2 separate regions of the Mus musculus genome follow, and region 2 is linked to region 1. The links are chromatin contacts, found by Hi-C or POLR2A ChIA-PET in ENCODE. All regions are on one chromosome and are shown on one strand. Each heading gives the region's core, a stretch centred on a gene start or an enhancer-like site at or near the end of the contact. The rest is flanking DNA. Distances are from core to core; before and after follow the strand shown.

Region 1 (7,645 bases), core at 5,092-7,591:
GGACCACTTGGCAGTCAAGGTGAGAAGCCTTCCTCTGTTGTGTAAGGCAGGGTAGGTAGGCAGAAGCTGGAGGTGGTAAGGAATAACTGGCTCGACTGGTTGGTAGCTGGGACCTGAAAGCCACAGAAAAGAACCATGTGACAACACTGGAGCTACTCAGAGCTAACAGTGGTTTCACATTCTCTTTCTGGTGGGAATCAGGGTGTCAGCCATATCTGACACTGGATTACTCTTCTCAATCACTCCCACTGTCATGGCCACCACCCTGATTACAGCCAGGGTTCTGCTTGGCGGGATAATTCTTGCTACCAGCATGCTGGGTTTATTTGTGATTAGGGCTGCTTTCCTATTCATAGGGTTCAGCAGTACAGCATTCACAGTGCTGTCAGATGTTTGATATTGGGGCTTGAAGCAGTCCTGTCCTAAAATGTATTATTGGGTTCATTTCAGCACTTCTCTGTAGAAGGTCAGTTGGAATTCAGGGCATTGCTCTTCATTCCCCGGCGGGCTCCCTTCGACCTTTTTGAGAACAAGAAGAAGAAGAACAACATCAAATTGTATGTCCGCCGTGTGTTCATCATGGACAGCTGTGACGAGCTGATACCTGAGTACCTCAACTTTATCCGCGGTGTGGTTGACTCCGAGGACCTGCCCCTGAACATCTCCCGGGAGATGCTGCAGCAGAGCAAGATCCTGAAGGTCATCCGCAAGAACATCGTCAAGAAGTGCCTGGAGCTCTTCTCCGAGCTGGCTGAGGACAAGGAGAACTACAAGAAGTTCTATGAGGCCTTCTCCAAAAATTTAAAGGTAAGACGGACAAGTGTTCTCCAAATAACTTTGTATTTAGGGTGTTTTTTCCAGCTCATATAATTGGATTTTTCTTTTAAAGCTTGGAATTCATGAAGATTCCACTAACCGACGCCGCCTCTCTGAGCTCCTTCGCTATCACACCTCTCAGTCTGGAGATGAGATGACCTCCTTGTCAGAGTATGTGTCTCGCATGAAGGAGACCCAGAAGTCCATCTACTATATCACTGGTATGTCGGAGATTGGGTCTGAGTAAAGCTGTCTTGTGGACTTGGGAAAGGGGGAAGTGGTGGTGTGGAGGCCATGTGGTGGCCATGTGGCCATTGTTGTATTAATCCTGTAGGTGAGAGCAAAGAGCAAGTGGCCAACTCTGCCTTTGTGGAGCGAGTGCGGAAGCGGGGCTTCGAGGTGGTGTATATGACTGAGCCTATTGACGAGTACTGCGTGCAGCAGCTCAAGGAGTTTGATGGGAAGAGCCTGGTCTCAGTGACTAAGGAGGGCCTGGAGCTACCAGAGGACGAGGAAGAGAAGAAGAAAATGGAGGAGAGCAAGGCAAAGTTTGAGAATCTCTGCAAGCTCATGAAGGAGATCTTGGACAAGAAGGTTGAAAAGGTGAGTCTCCCCTAGCTCCAAATATTTTAGTCTGCTGTACAGCTAGAAATGTCAGGCAGCACAGACCAGGCACACACAGACTAAACAGTAATTATTCCATCTAATGTATGTATGCAAGGAAAGGGCCTTCCTGTGTTGCCCAGGTTATCCTTGAATCCCTGTACTCAAGCAACCTTCAGTCTCCAGAGCATGTAAGGGGGTTAGTCCTCTGCCTGCCATCTTAGTAAGGTTCTTCATACATAGCAGTTCCATTATGGCCAAGGTACATCTTGTCATTGTTCTTGATTGTCCACAGGTGACAATCTCCAATAGGCTTGTGTCTTCACCCTGCTGCATTGTGACAAGCACCTATGGCTGGACAGCCAACATGGAACGGATCATGAAGGCCCAGGCACTGCGAGACAACTCTACAATGGGCTACATGATGGCCAAAAAACACCTGGAGATCAACCCTGACCACCCCATCGTGGAGACCCTGCGGCAGAAGGCTGAGGCAGACAAAAACGACAAAGCTGTCAAGGACCTGGTGGTGCTGCTGTTTGAAACTGCTCTGCTCTCCTCTGGTTTCTCACTTGAGGATCCCCAAACCCACTCCAACCGCATCTACCGCATGATTAAACTAGGCCTGGGTGAGTCTGGCTTGTGAGCTCCTGGTAGCAAGTTGTTGTACTAGCTGGACCTTTGGGCAGACTTAGTGCTTTGTGGCTTACTTAAATCTGTGTCTTTCTCTTAGGCATCGATGAAGATGAGGTCACTGCAGAGGAGCCCAGTGCTGCTGTTCCTGATGAGATCCCCCCTCTGGAAGGCGATGAGGATGCCTCGCGCATGGAAGAGGTGGATTAAAGCCTCCTGGAAGAAGCCCTGCCCTCTGTATAGTATCCCCGTGGCTCCCCCAGCAGCCCTGACCCACCTGGCTCTCTGCTCATGTCTACAAGAATCTTCTATCCTGTCCTGTGCCTTAAGGCAGGAAGATCCCCTCCCACAGAATAGCAGGGTTGGGTGTTATGTATTGTGGTTTTTTTGTTTGTTTTATTTTGTTCTAAAATTAAAAGTATGCAAAATAAAGAAGATGCAGTTTTATACAGTCCTGCTCTCCTTGTAACACTCAGGGCTTCCTGAGTGGTGTTGGAAGGTGATGAAAGGCAGTTACTTGTCCATCAACTATTAATGCCAACCAAAACACAGGTCCAAAGTCACTGCTGCAGTTTAATCAAATAAGAGCAAAAGGTGACATTTCCAAGTACCAAAACTTGGGTAGGAACACTGGGGCCCCAACTGGGCTGGGGGCCTTTGTCCCTTCTGGCACAGCACCATTCTCACTGGCCCCTAGGGGAACTGCATGACCTGTAAACAATTCTCTTCCCAGCTGGTGCCTGGTAGCCTCAAGGGTGCGTGCTATGAGCAAAGCCCTGGTGCTGGTTTGCTTGGCCACCAGCAAGATTTCAGAGATTGGGGGAGGAGCTCTGGGTCACCTCTAACCAAACACCCACAGCTGTCATTTCCATGAAGTGGGGGCTCTTAAGGCAAAAGAGGCTGCCTCCAGGGCTCCAATCCTCTGCTGTATGCTGATACTGAGCCAGTGCCTCAGAAGATGAGGGTCTTTACTGCACTGCTCACACCTTCTGTACTGGGGGCTCAGTGGGCACAGCCTTCTTTCCCCGCTGCTTCCGGCCCCGGGCATAGACTCTGAGTAGGAGGGCAGTGAAGACCACAGCTACTCCCAGTCCCCCCACCACAGTGACAGTATGGCCATAGAGGAGGCAGGAGAGGAGGATGGCAATAGCCTGGCGTAGAGTCATGATGATAGTGAAGACAGCAGCTCCAAATTGTCCAATGGTGTAGAAGATGAAGAGCTGCCCAAAGGCGGAGCAGATGGAGAGGAGGAGAGCATGGAGCGCAAACTCACTGTGCCGCCCCATGAAGCGTGCCCCCTCCAGTAGGGCCCCCTGTTCCAGTAGTGAGCCTACTGTGAAAAGACAGGAGAATAAATTGACCCCAAACATCATCTGCACCGATGACATCTTATAGGCAAACAGGGCATCCTGCCAATTTGAGGTGAAGCTGTCGAAAGCAATATAGCCTGCCAGTAGGACCAAGCCAGAGAGTGTGGTGGCTGGAGAGCTTCTAGGCTCTGGTCCACTGGATAGAAGAAACATGCTCACTCCAATGGAGATGAGGCCGGCAGTCAGGTATTCCCAGTGTTCATAGCTGCGCCGGGACACCAGCTTTCCCATCATCATGACAGGGATCACCTTGGAGGCCTTCGCCAGCACCTGGGTAGGGAAGCTGACGAACTTAAGTGCTTCATACTGGCACCAGCTGCTAAGCACATTTGACAGACTGGCAAAGGAGTACCGGTACATGGGTGCACCATGACGGGGCTGCTTGCGCAGGACACAGTAGAGGCCTGCCACAACCAGCGCCAGCACACGGTTCATCAGCACCAGAAACTGGGAGTCTGTGAAATGCTCTCCTGGTGATGTGGCTGTGGCCCCGTAGCTGCCAGTCATCACTCTTTCCTGCAGTATGCCCCAAGTCAGATAGGACACCTGGAAGAGGGAGGGCAGAGAAGAGCGACAGTATAGAAGGAAAGGCAGAAGTCTGTTTCCTACTTCCTCAGAGTTGGTAGCATCAGATGTAACTGACACCATACTTTTGGTTCCTCTGAGGGAGGGGCCTTCTTTCCCAAGCTTTAGCTCATTTTATGGGGGAATCAAATGGAGTTGCAGACACCATGACATCTGCTTTAAGACCAAACACTGTCCTCTTTCATGATGCAAATCCATTAGAGCTGGCTCCACATACCATATAAAGAGTTTTATTTAGTTTGAACTAACTCAAAAAGAAACTGGGATGTTTGGAAGCTGGGGGTGGGGGTGGCTGGACACTTCAATTCAACATATATCTAAGGTGAGTTGGCTCCCACTCTGAATGCCCTGTGATAGCCTCACTCAAAGAAATCCTACTGACAAAATTTTGGAGAAAGCCAAGCATGGTGGTACACGCTGTCACCCCAGCTATTTGGAAGGAAGAAGCAGGAGGGTTGAAAGTTCAAGGCTTGCATTGGGTGGTGGTGGCACATGCCTTTAACCCACTCTGTCCAGCACTCTGGAGGCAGAGGCGTTTGGATTTGAGGCCAGCCTGGTATTGAGAGCAAGTTTCAGGACAGCCAGAGCCACTCAGAGAAACTGTGTCTGGAAAAACAGCGAAGAAAAAAAAGAAAGTTCAAGGCCTGTCTGAGCCTGTGAAACTCTGTCAAAACAGTGTGGTGGGTCATCAATCCTAGCACTTGTAGAGCAGGGGGATCTCTAAGCTGGAGACCAACCTGGTCTATATAGTGAGTTCTGGAGTAATTAGGGCTGCAGAGTGAGACCTTGTCTCAAAATAATAATGTGGGAAGCAGCTCTGGAGATATGTTTAGCCAGCAATTCCTCAAATTCACACTCAGATACAACATACAGACAGAGCAGAATATGGGCATAGGGAAAAAAAATACAACTCAGGCAGGCCTTCTTCCACACTGTAGAAGCCATTGCATGGGTGCGCGCGCGCGCGCGTGGACGTGCGCATGAACACATGCGTGTGTACAGTGAACTTTCATTTCAATACAGGTGTTGAAGGAAGCGCTGGAAGTTCACTTTCAGGACTGGGCTGTGTCCTGTAGGGACACAAACCAGACCCAAACTAACAAACCTTTGGGGTGGGCAGGGAAAATTTGGTTTAAGTCAGGGGCTGTCTGTACCCAGCTGGGGAAGAGAAGGGGAGCCTGTATTCTTACCTGGAGACCCGAGGCACAGAAGACCAGCTTCAGGACCTGCCAAGACGGGGTGGATTCCGCTGTCTCTGTCCGCGGAGCCAGGAGAACCTCATCAGGAGCCTTGGGCTCATTGCCAAACACACAGGCTTTCACCAGGGGGAAGCAGAGACCCCTGCCTGAAGAAGACACAGTCAAGGTCCACAACCTCTGCAGAGCAGCCAGCCCGATCCGGTGTCTGACTTACTGGCCTCCCTCCCGGCCCAAGTCCCGCTCTGCCAACACCTGCAACCAGACTTCCCTCATCTCCCCACCCTCTGGCCACATTACCTGTCTCCAGGTAGTTCTTCCGTCTTAAGTACTGCACCAGGAGGTAGCCAGGTACCATAAAGCTGGCATAGCCCGCTACATTCAACAAGAAGCGGAAGAGCCACAGCTGTGTCCAGGACTGCGGAGGGGCTTCGGGTGACTCTCCACCTGCTCCCAAGGAAGGGAGTGTGGCGAGTACCACTACTGCCCACCATCTGCTGGGACAGCCGAAGCAACGATTAGGTTTGCAGCTCTTCCGCCTCTCTGCCCTCCGGAGGGGACTGTACCAGGGAAGTGCCCAGTGGCCTCCCCGCCCCCTCCGCTGCAGCCCAGAGGGACGGACAAAGAGCCTCTCTCTCCCTCTCTCTCAGGGGGTCCGGCGCAGGCCAGGCAGAACCTCCTCCCTTCTCGGGGACGGCCCCGCCTGTCCAGCCACATAGGTCGCCTCTGTTCCCTTCAGCGCGCGGGCAGCTCAGGCCACAGGCAACCCCCACCCCCTTCCCTCTCCGAAGCGCCACTGTCCCTCATCCCCCTACGCGCGACAATCCCCGAAGCCCCGCGAGGAGCGTAGGCCACATGCCGCGTGCCCATCCACACGGGGCTCCCAACAGTGCCACGCGGATCTGCGGCTGGAGGACCCCCCACCCCGCCTCCGGAGCCCTGGGGTCTCGGTCACGTGGCCCCGGGGTCTCGGTCACGTGGGCCATGGCTGCCCGAGCCCCCCACCTGGCGTCCATGGCCCAGCCGCGTGGGGCGGAGGGGGGACCGGGGAATGTGAGTCCCCCGGGCCGCGCGCTCCCTCCGCTCCCTCTGCCGCCCGCTCCAGCAGCCAGCCAGTCAGCCAGCCAGCGGAAGTGCTGCGCTCTTCCCGCCTCCTCCCCGCCTCAGCCCCCTTCGCGACACTCCGGCCACAGCGACCCCACGCGGCCCGGAGGCAGACCAAGCCCGGTTCCCCTGGGGAACTCCAGTTGGGACTCCCTCCCTTTCCCAGCTTGCTTGGTCACAGCCATCAACCCAACCCAACCCAACCCACACAGAGTGATGATGACCATTGCCATCTAGTGGACTAGGATTTTGAGTATCTGAGACCCAGTACTTCCTCTTACATTACGGTTTTTTTGTTTTTTGTTTTGGTGTTTTTTTTTTTTTTTTTTCGAGACAGGGTTTCTCTGTGTAGCCCTGGATGTCCTGGAACTCACGCTGTATCCCAGGCTGGCCTCGAACTCCAGATCCTCCTGCCTCTGCCTCCTTCAGCAAATCCTACCGGCCTGCGCCACCAGAACCGGCGTTAGTTTTTAAACAATGATGTCTCTTCCTTTTTTGGCTGCATCAGTAATCATCCCCTTAGTACCTGTGATTGTGACCTTCTAGGCTCTGTATGACCTGGTGCGTCCTCCTCGCCCACTTGCCCAACCTTGTAGAGTCCTGTTGGCCTGTTTTCAGTTCCTTTAATTCATCGGAGGCCTTCCCCAATGCTGTCTTTCCCCTTGCTCATCCTAAATCGCAATTTCAACGACACCTGCTTGAAGCTTCCCAGAGGATGATCCTTCGCCCACTCCATTGTCCTCCTTCCTGCTAACGGTTTTCTTCCTTCCCAGTCACCCATTGCAACGTATAACCACATATTTAGTTGTTTATGCCTTTAATATCTGTCTCACTCACAGGATGCATTTGCTTAGTGCTTATAAGCGCTAAGCATCGGAAAGTATGTTGATTTATTTCTTCTCCTTCTTCGTGCATGACCTAGCAGGGCCCTCAGTGTGTGGAGTCTAAGGGGGTTGGGTGGGGGAGGAAAGTTGCAACTCTCTTGTGATCAATGTCCTCAAACTTCTCCAGGGACACGTGTGTGTCTCCATATTCTTCCTCCTCACTCTCCAGCCCTGGGCATTTCCACATGAAGGAGATGTGCCTGTGGTGGCAGGAACCACTTAGGTCTCCTACCATACCCAGCAAGGCCCTGTGCTTGCTCAGGGCTTGTTTCCTTCTCTCTGCCTTTACCCGAGAGTCAGGCCTGCCTATGCATACAACTGTAGAAGGGAAACGTTGTTGTTGTTGTTTTTTTTAAAGCCCCTCTCTTCCATTTTAGTGTCATATTAGAATAACTGCAAAGGTTCAGTTGGGAGCCTTATGTTTGAAGTCTTTAGATAACTTTGCGGTGGCCCG
Region 2 (7,009 bases), core at 3,608-6,107, 820 kb before region 1:
GTTCTAGGATAGCCAGGGCTATACAGAGAAACCCTGTCTCAAAAACAAAAACAAAACAAAACAAAATGAGAGGTGGGGGAGGTTAGTTATCAGAAGCATATACCCATAACAAAGAGGAAATACAGTCTAAGTACCACAAAAACCAGCAAGGAAGGAAGAGACTCACACCCTGTACCATCACCCCGGGGAGTCCACCTACTCAATCATCTCCCAAAATAGAAGCAGACGGAAGGGCAAGAACCATTGACTCAATTAGGATCCAGTCAGATACCTCGAAGCTCAACCTTCAGAAGTTTCTGTGCTATATGACTGTCCTCCCTTGCTTCACTGCACCCATAGCCAGTGGAGCTTAAAGTAAATATCACTATCCTCAGATTTCCAGCCCAGCTGTGCCTATCTGCCTGCCTGTACACTATACAACACTCAACAATGCCTGTAACAAACACTATTTCCTTGATTGATTACTATGAGTTACTTATGAAAACTCCACTGTGTTAGACAGAGATTTTGACAGACATGCTAAGATGGAGAACAGGCTGTCCTGCACTCCCATCCATACCTTTTTCCTTTTGTGAGGTAATAAAGTTATTTAATCCTCATATATAACTTTTAGTAATTAAGGTCTACATTCAACACTGTATAGTTTACTTTTCCTTAGCACTCAAGAACTGTAAGCAGTAATCACACAAAAACCTTAAAGATCTCTAGCTTTCTATTACTGCTTCATACATTTAATATACACACATGCATTATTTACTTAAATGCTTTCAGGATCTATATTCTGGCCTGAATATGCTAAAAAAAATCATTAAAAACTAATTTTGGCCAGGCGTGGTGGTGCACGCCTTTGATCCCAGCACTCAGGAGGCAGAGGCAGGCAGATTTCCAAGTTCGAGGCCAGCCTGGTCTACAAAGTGAATTCCAGGACAGCCAGGGCTACACAGAGAAATCCTGTCTCAAAAAACAAAAACAAAACAAAAACAAAGCTAATTTTGTAGTTGAATGTTGGGGTCATGCTTGTAATCTCAGCATTCAGGAAGCAGAGCAGGAAGATTTTTGTTGAGTTCCAGGTCAGCCAGCCAGGGCTACACACACTGTCCCATACCTTAAAAAAGCCAAGTAGACTACCACAAGCCTTTAATCCCAGCACTGGGAAGCAGAGGCAGAACTCTGTAAGTTCAAACTCATCCAGGGCTATAGTAAAATTAAATCCTCCATCAATAAGAAAACTTTAAACATTGTATACAGTGGGGCCTATGCCTTTAATCCCAGCACTTGGGAAGCAGAAGCAAGAGGATCTCTGAGGCCAGTCTGGTCTACCGACTGAGTTTCAAGACAGACAGGATACACAGAGAAACCCTCTCTTTAAAAAAAAAAAGAAGAGGAGAAGGAGGAGGGAGAGGAAGAAGAAGAGGAAGAGGAGGAGGGAAAAAAAAGAGACTTTCCATTTTGTCCAAAACCTTCATTGTATAAGGGGATCTTTTTAGATTTTAATCCAATATTTGATTTATGTTCCCTTAGCTTCTCTTTCTACTTGTACCATGATGTTCTTTTTCTAGCATACATTATATTCAGAAACAGAATCTATATCAACATACTCTTCCCACTCAGAAAGCCTTTTCCAGTGTTCTATCTTCCACTGGACACAGATACTGTTTGACTTCAGTGCTGGCACCAACTTTCAGATACATCACTCAGAAAACAACAATATTCTGCCTTCCAGAGCAAGTATGGTGCACCTGCCATAGCTGAAGCCTACCTGTCCATGTCCTGCAGACCATCCACTGGAGATCCCAGCCGGTCACTGAGCCGCCGCCGCTCTGGTGTGCTAACACAGAAGTGGTCATTGCCAACTGTGATCCTTAAACTCTCCTCCAAAGAAGAATCAGAACACAGACCAGGAGAACGTCTCTACAAAAAGTTAAAACAAAAGTGAAAACATGAACACATCTCTATGCCCAAAATGTTCTCCTTACTTATAAAATTGTTGTCTATCACGGTAAGGGACCATTCTACAATAAAAAAGAATTTAGAAGTTTCCTTAAGAGGAAAAAAATCTCTTGAGACAGTTTCTGTATAGCCCTGGCTGTCCTAGAATTCACTCTGTAGACCAGGCTGGCCTTGAACTCAGATCCACCTGCCTCTTGTTTCCCCAGTGTAAAGGCGTGCACCACCACCCTGAGAGAGGAGAGGGTGAGTTTATATTCTCCACTCATTCCTAAAAATTGTCCACTGTGTAGCAGAGGCTACACAGAAAGATTCTGTCTCAAAAAACCAAAGGGGGGGGGTGGGGAAACAGGACCTCTTTTTGTATGAAACATGGGAATAGCCAAGTAAAAATCCTGGCTCTCAGGACATAGACACACACACATTCACACACACACACACATATATGTCTAACTAAAGGAGAAGAGGCAAAACCAATTATGTTTTAAGTACTTTAAAAGACAAGGAAAAGGAGGGATCACTCAAAAGAAGATGATTAGAGGTAGTATTTCTGGGATGCTGCTACTAAATCGAAGGCACATAGGTCCTTCAAAGAAAAGCACATGTTTCAGGCCAAAGGAAACAGCTCAGGAATGAATCAGTATGCTTTGGGTAACAGAAAAGAGGCCAGGACAGCTGCAGCAATGTCACAGAGAAAAGAGAGACAAAATTAGGAAATTTGGATTTGATAATGTGATAAGAGGCACAGGAGGGTTTCAAGCATTAAAGTCATGTGAGCCAACTACAATTTCCCTCCTGATGCTTGGACTACTTGATCTCTTATCTCTTACGGTCTTAATCAAAGACTCACTTCTCATGAGGCTTTTTTCCTTGAAATTGTAACTTGATTTTGGTTTTAGCCCTTAATCACATTGAACACACCACGGAATTTCTAACTTCATCTATTTATCGTAACTGTATCTAATTCATGGCAGATGCTCAATAGATGCTTATTAAATGTATAAAATGAAGGCTGAAAATCAGTGTGGAGGCTCCAGTTAAGAGTGAGTTCCTCCAAAGGACCAGGCACTCAACCATCTTGCTGACAACCATCTCCAAGGAATCCAAAGCCTCCACAACATCTGCACTCCCACATATATACCTCATTCACAGGTACACCTGAACACACACTATTCAAAATATTTTTAAAAATCAATTTGATGGCTGAACACAGAAAAGATAAATGGTGAGTAGCAAGGCTCAATTACGAAGAAGGCAACTGTACCAATCTGAGGAAGAGGCAGCAGGGCCTTCAGAGTGGTGAGAGATGACAGGATAGCCTGGGGGCTTCCCTTGAAGCATGAGGTAAATGTTCGGGTGGTAAGAGAAAGCATTTTCCTATGGGACGGAGAACTGGAGCTGGAGTGAGTACAGCACCCAGAAGGGGGAGGCTGCAGTATTCTACTCGATTCCTCTCTAGTGAGGGCTTTGAGAAGTCTTCACAATGTGACAAATCAGTTTATGACCAGAACACTAGGGCACTGTAGTGCCAGCTGAGGGGTCACTATCACACCTGCACCTTTATTTAAAATTAGGATGCTAAGATTCCAAATCGGGTTTTACAGTTTTGTAAGCCCTACTGAGTACTACTCAGCTACACCCACCACAACCATAAATTAATCCCACATTTTGTCCCTCCAGCAGCAGCACATTTTAACATGTAAAATCGCAGGCTGTGAGAATCCAACATGTGAGCTGAACCACAGCTCCATCACTTGTGTGTCACCTTGATCAAGCTACTTAAACCTCTCTGAGCTGGTTCCTTGGCTGTGATAACACCTATTGCTATTGCTTTACCTCAAGGGACCGTGAGCCCTAAAAGATTGCTGGTAGCTGCTCTTGTGTCTCTAGCTGATGGCAGCAATCACAATGATTGATTATGCACACCTCTCGTCGGAATAACAGCTATAACTGAGACTCCATGACAGCTAAAGCATCCAGTCTGCTTTGGTTCAAGCTTTCCTCACTGGCCACCAGGCATTTCAGATGTTCTGCTAAACTCGGGCCTTAAAGCAACGAATTTGATCAAACCCAAAGGGAAACGCCAAAGCGCCAGTCAGTATGGATGAAATGCCCCTCGCCTTGGAGAACTTTTCCACATAGCAAGAGCGAAAGCCTCTTCCCCCTAGAAACCGGGCGTCCTGTTCTGTTCCAACACGGGTGACCGAACGGGTCCCGGGTCCGTTATTGTGTAAAGGAGGCACCCAGGACTGTCAGGGAGCGGGGAAGACTCGGACATTCGGACTCTGGCCTGAGGGCCCGGGGGCTGGGGACATGGGGGCAACATGGGCGAAGGGTGGGATTACCCGACTGCCGCCGCCGCCGCCTGGATGGTCTCCGCGGCCGTCCCGGGCGAAGTCGGCGCGGGACTCGCCTCGAATGCTGCCTCGGAAGCCACCCAGGCCAGGTGGGTAGTGTCGCCGGCTCCGCGGTGGCGACGGGGAGCCGCGACGGGCGCGCGGCGGGGACGGGGAGCCACGACGACCCCGCGGAGGGGATGGCGAGGCCCGGCGGCCGCGGGTCGGAGACGGTGAGGCCCGGCGGCCGCGGGGCGGGGACGGGGAGCCGCGACGACCCCGAGGCGGGGACGGCGAGGCCCAGCGGCCGCGGTGGCCTGAGGGCGAGCGGTGGCGGCGGGCGGGGAGCCGCAGCGAGGAGCAAGAGGGCGGCGGCGGCGACGAGGGGCGGCGTGTGGGGCCTGAGGAGGCGCCCACGGGACGGCCCGGCGGAGGGCCGCTCGCGCTGCCGTCTTTCGACCGGTGCGAAGAGACGGAGGAGCGGGAGCCACTGCGGTACATGGCTACCGGGAGCGCCGCGGACGCCGCTCGGGAGCGTGCCGCCACAGCCGCAGGCACCGCCGCCGCGGACACCGCAGCGCGCCGCCCTCGCGGACGGAGCGGCCCCCTCCCCGCGGCCCCGCCCCACCGGCCAGCGGTTGGAGGGCGCGGGTACGCGCCGACACGCCACACCCCCTCGTCCTCCCAGGCTCTCCCGCGGCTGGACGCGGAGAGCGGCCTCAGGAGCCGGGAGCCGTGGGGCGGAGCGCTGAGCCTGCGCGAGCACCAGGGGCGCGCGCCCTGAAGTGCGCAGGCCCCGCCTTTCGGCCCCGCGCAAAATGGCGACCGGCGAGCCGCCCACCCCCTACTCCCCCGGAGACCACGTGATGCAGAGAGACCACCCCTCTCCTCCTCCCGGCGCGGTGGGCGGGGCCGGAGAGCCCGGTGAGTGGGCGGGGCCAGGTTGTAGCGGAGGCCTCAGTAGCTTGGTTCCCAGGCTCCTGGAGCGTGCGTGCCCATAGCAATCCACCTGCTTTACAGAAATGATTATATATAGTGAGAAAGCAAACGACCCCCTACACTCACACCTAAACCCTGTCAGAAGCTACGAACCTCAACGAGTGTCCATCCCTTTTCCCCCAGAGGAAGCTTGACGTAGTCGGGTAACTTTCCAGTCCAATAACTTATAGAGGTTTAAATCGAGAAATGAGAAAGTACAGAAAAGTGAAAGTCAAACACAACAGACATCAGTAAAATTTCCAGATGTTCTAGCCAAGCATTACAGTAAAATGGTGGTGAAGGCCACTGTCGGAGCAACCCATACCGTGACAGGCCTGGCAAGTGTTTTGAGATATCAGTGGTGCAGAAACACATGGAGGCAAAAACTCATACACAGAAAATAGAAATAAATGTTTAAAAAGAAAAAGACAAGACCCTAAGGGTCAGTCAAAACATAGGAAAATAGGGCCTGGGTAGAGATGGCTCCGGAGGTCTTTTTTCTAGCACCTTCGTGGTAGTTCACAACCATTTGGGGCTCCAGTTTCAGAGGATCTCACACCATGAAAAAACCAAAAGTGAGGAAATATGTTGAACCTAGACAATAGCTTCATATTTTTCACCAGCTAAACATAAATCTTGAATTTGTGTAAAAATCACATTTCTGAGCCAGGCATTGGTGGCACAAACTTTTTAATCCTAGTACTCAGAGGCAGAATCAGGCAAATCTCAGAGTTCAAGGTCAACCTGGTCTACAGAGAGAATTCCAGGGCAGCCAGGGCTATACTGAGAAACCCTGTCTCGAAAAACAAAAAACAAAAACAAACAAACAAACAAAAAACACCAAAAAACAAGAATCAGATTTCTGAAAAGAAAAAAATATGACTTTGTTAATTTGTTTTTAAATTATGTTTAAAATATAAGCCGATTTGCTTATTTATAAATGTCATAAGCTTCCTATTTCAGAATAAAAATCTTGCTTCTGTCCCTTTTTTTTTGAGAGTCAGGTTTCACTATGCAGCCTTAACTGGTCTGGAATTTCCTATGTAGATCAGGCTAGCCTTGAAGTCATGGACCTCCCACCTGGCACCAGTATAAAAATGTTACCAGCTGTATTCCCTTACACTTGTTTGCTTTATCCTATATTATTGATATAATTTGTAAATATACGTTATTTTGATGAAAAAGCTAATCTACCAGAGGTATGTGCCCTGTCTTTATTATACTACCTATGTATGTATTTAGTTATCTCCATCTACTTTAGTAGACGAGGAAAGATAAATCACTATGTATATTTAGTTGAAGTCAATGCTTATTGTACATACTAGGGTCTCAGTTGCCTGAGGCTTGTCTCAAACTCAGTATGTATCAGAGGATGTCTTTGAACCCCTAATCCTCTGATTCTACTTCCTAAGTGCTGGGAATATAGATATGGAGTACCATTATTTAGAACCAAAATTAATACTTTTTTTCCTTTTTTTTTGTTTTTTTTTTTTTTTTGTTTTTTCAAAATGGTTTTTCTGTGTAGCCCTGGCTGTCCTGGAACTTGCTCTGTAGACCAGTGCTGGGATTAAGGGTTTATGCCACCACTGTCTGGCCAGAATCAATACATTTTAAATTGGGATTTGCTGTTCTAGTATTAACATTGTCTCCTATGTCTTTCTCCAATAATAAAGTGTTTAGGGGGGAGGTCCCCTTGTGGGTGGGACCATCTCTGGGCTGGTAGTCTTGGTTCTATAAAAGAGCAGGCT

Evidence for each region. A loop is a pair of places that touch in the nucleus more often than their neighbours do. ChIA-PET counts read pairs that join two places held with the same protein, here RNA polymerase II (POLR2A).
Region 2: a loop to region 1 is called in a map of heart, with 3 times the contacts of the local background. The contact joins the promoter of Zfp318 here to the promoter of Slc35b2 in region 1. A Hi-C loop is called at or near these places in 1 of 37 maps with a recorded cell type or tissue (heart). POLR2A ChIA-PET finds 5 or more read pairs at or near these places in 1 of 5 experiments (embryonic stem cell).

Annotation. Positions count from the first base shown.
Region 1 is chr17:45,562,632-45,570,276 of GRCm38, reverse strand. It overlaps Slc35b2 (solute carrier family 35, member B2), which reads right to left and starts at 6,341. Exons shown (of 4, transcript NM_001357105.1): 1 at 6,209-6,341; 2 at 5,504-5,697; 3 at 5,198-5,352; 4 at 2,608-3,968. The coding sequence starts at 6,219. The coding sequence ends at 3,033. It overlaps Nfkbie (nuclear factor of kappa light polypeptide gene enhancer in B cells inhibitor, epsilon), which reads right to left. Exons shown (of 6, transcript NM_008690.4): 6 at 7,108-7,645. Hsp90ab1 (heat shock protein 90 alpha (cytosolic), class B member 1) reads left to right here. Exons shown (of 11, transcript NM_008302.3): 6 at 1-19; 7 at 451-807; 8 at 890-1,037; 9 at 1,151-1,419; 10 at 1,715-2,048; 11 at 2,153-2,499. The coding sequence ends at 2,262.
Region 2 is chr17:46,381,614-46,388,622 of GRCm38, reverse strand. It overlaps Zfp318 (zinc finger protein 318), which reads right to left and starts at 4,857. Exons shown (of 10, transcript NM_207671.4): 1 at 4,293-4,857; 2 at 1,760-1,911. The coding sequence starts at 4,784.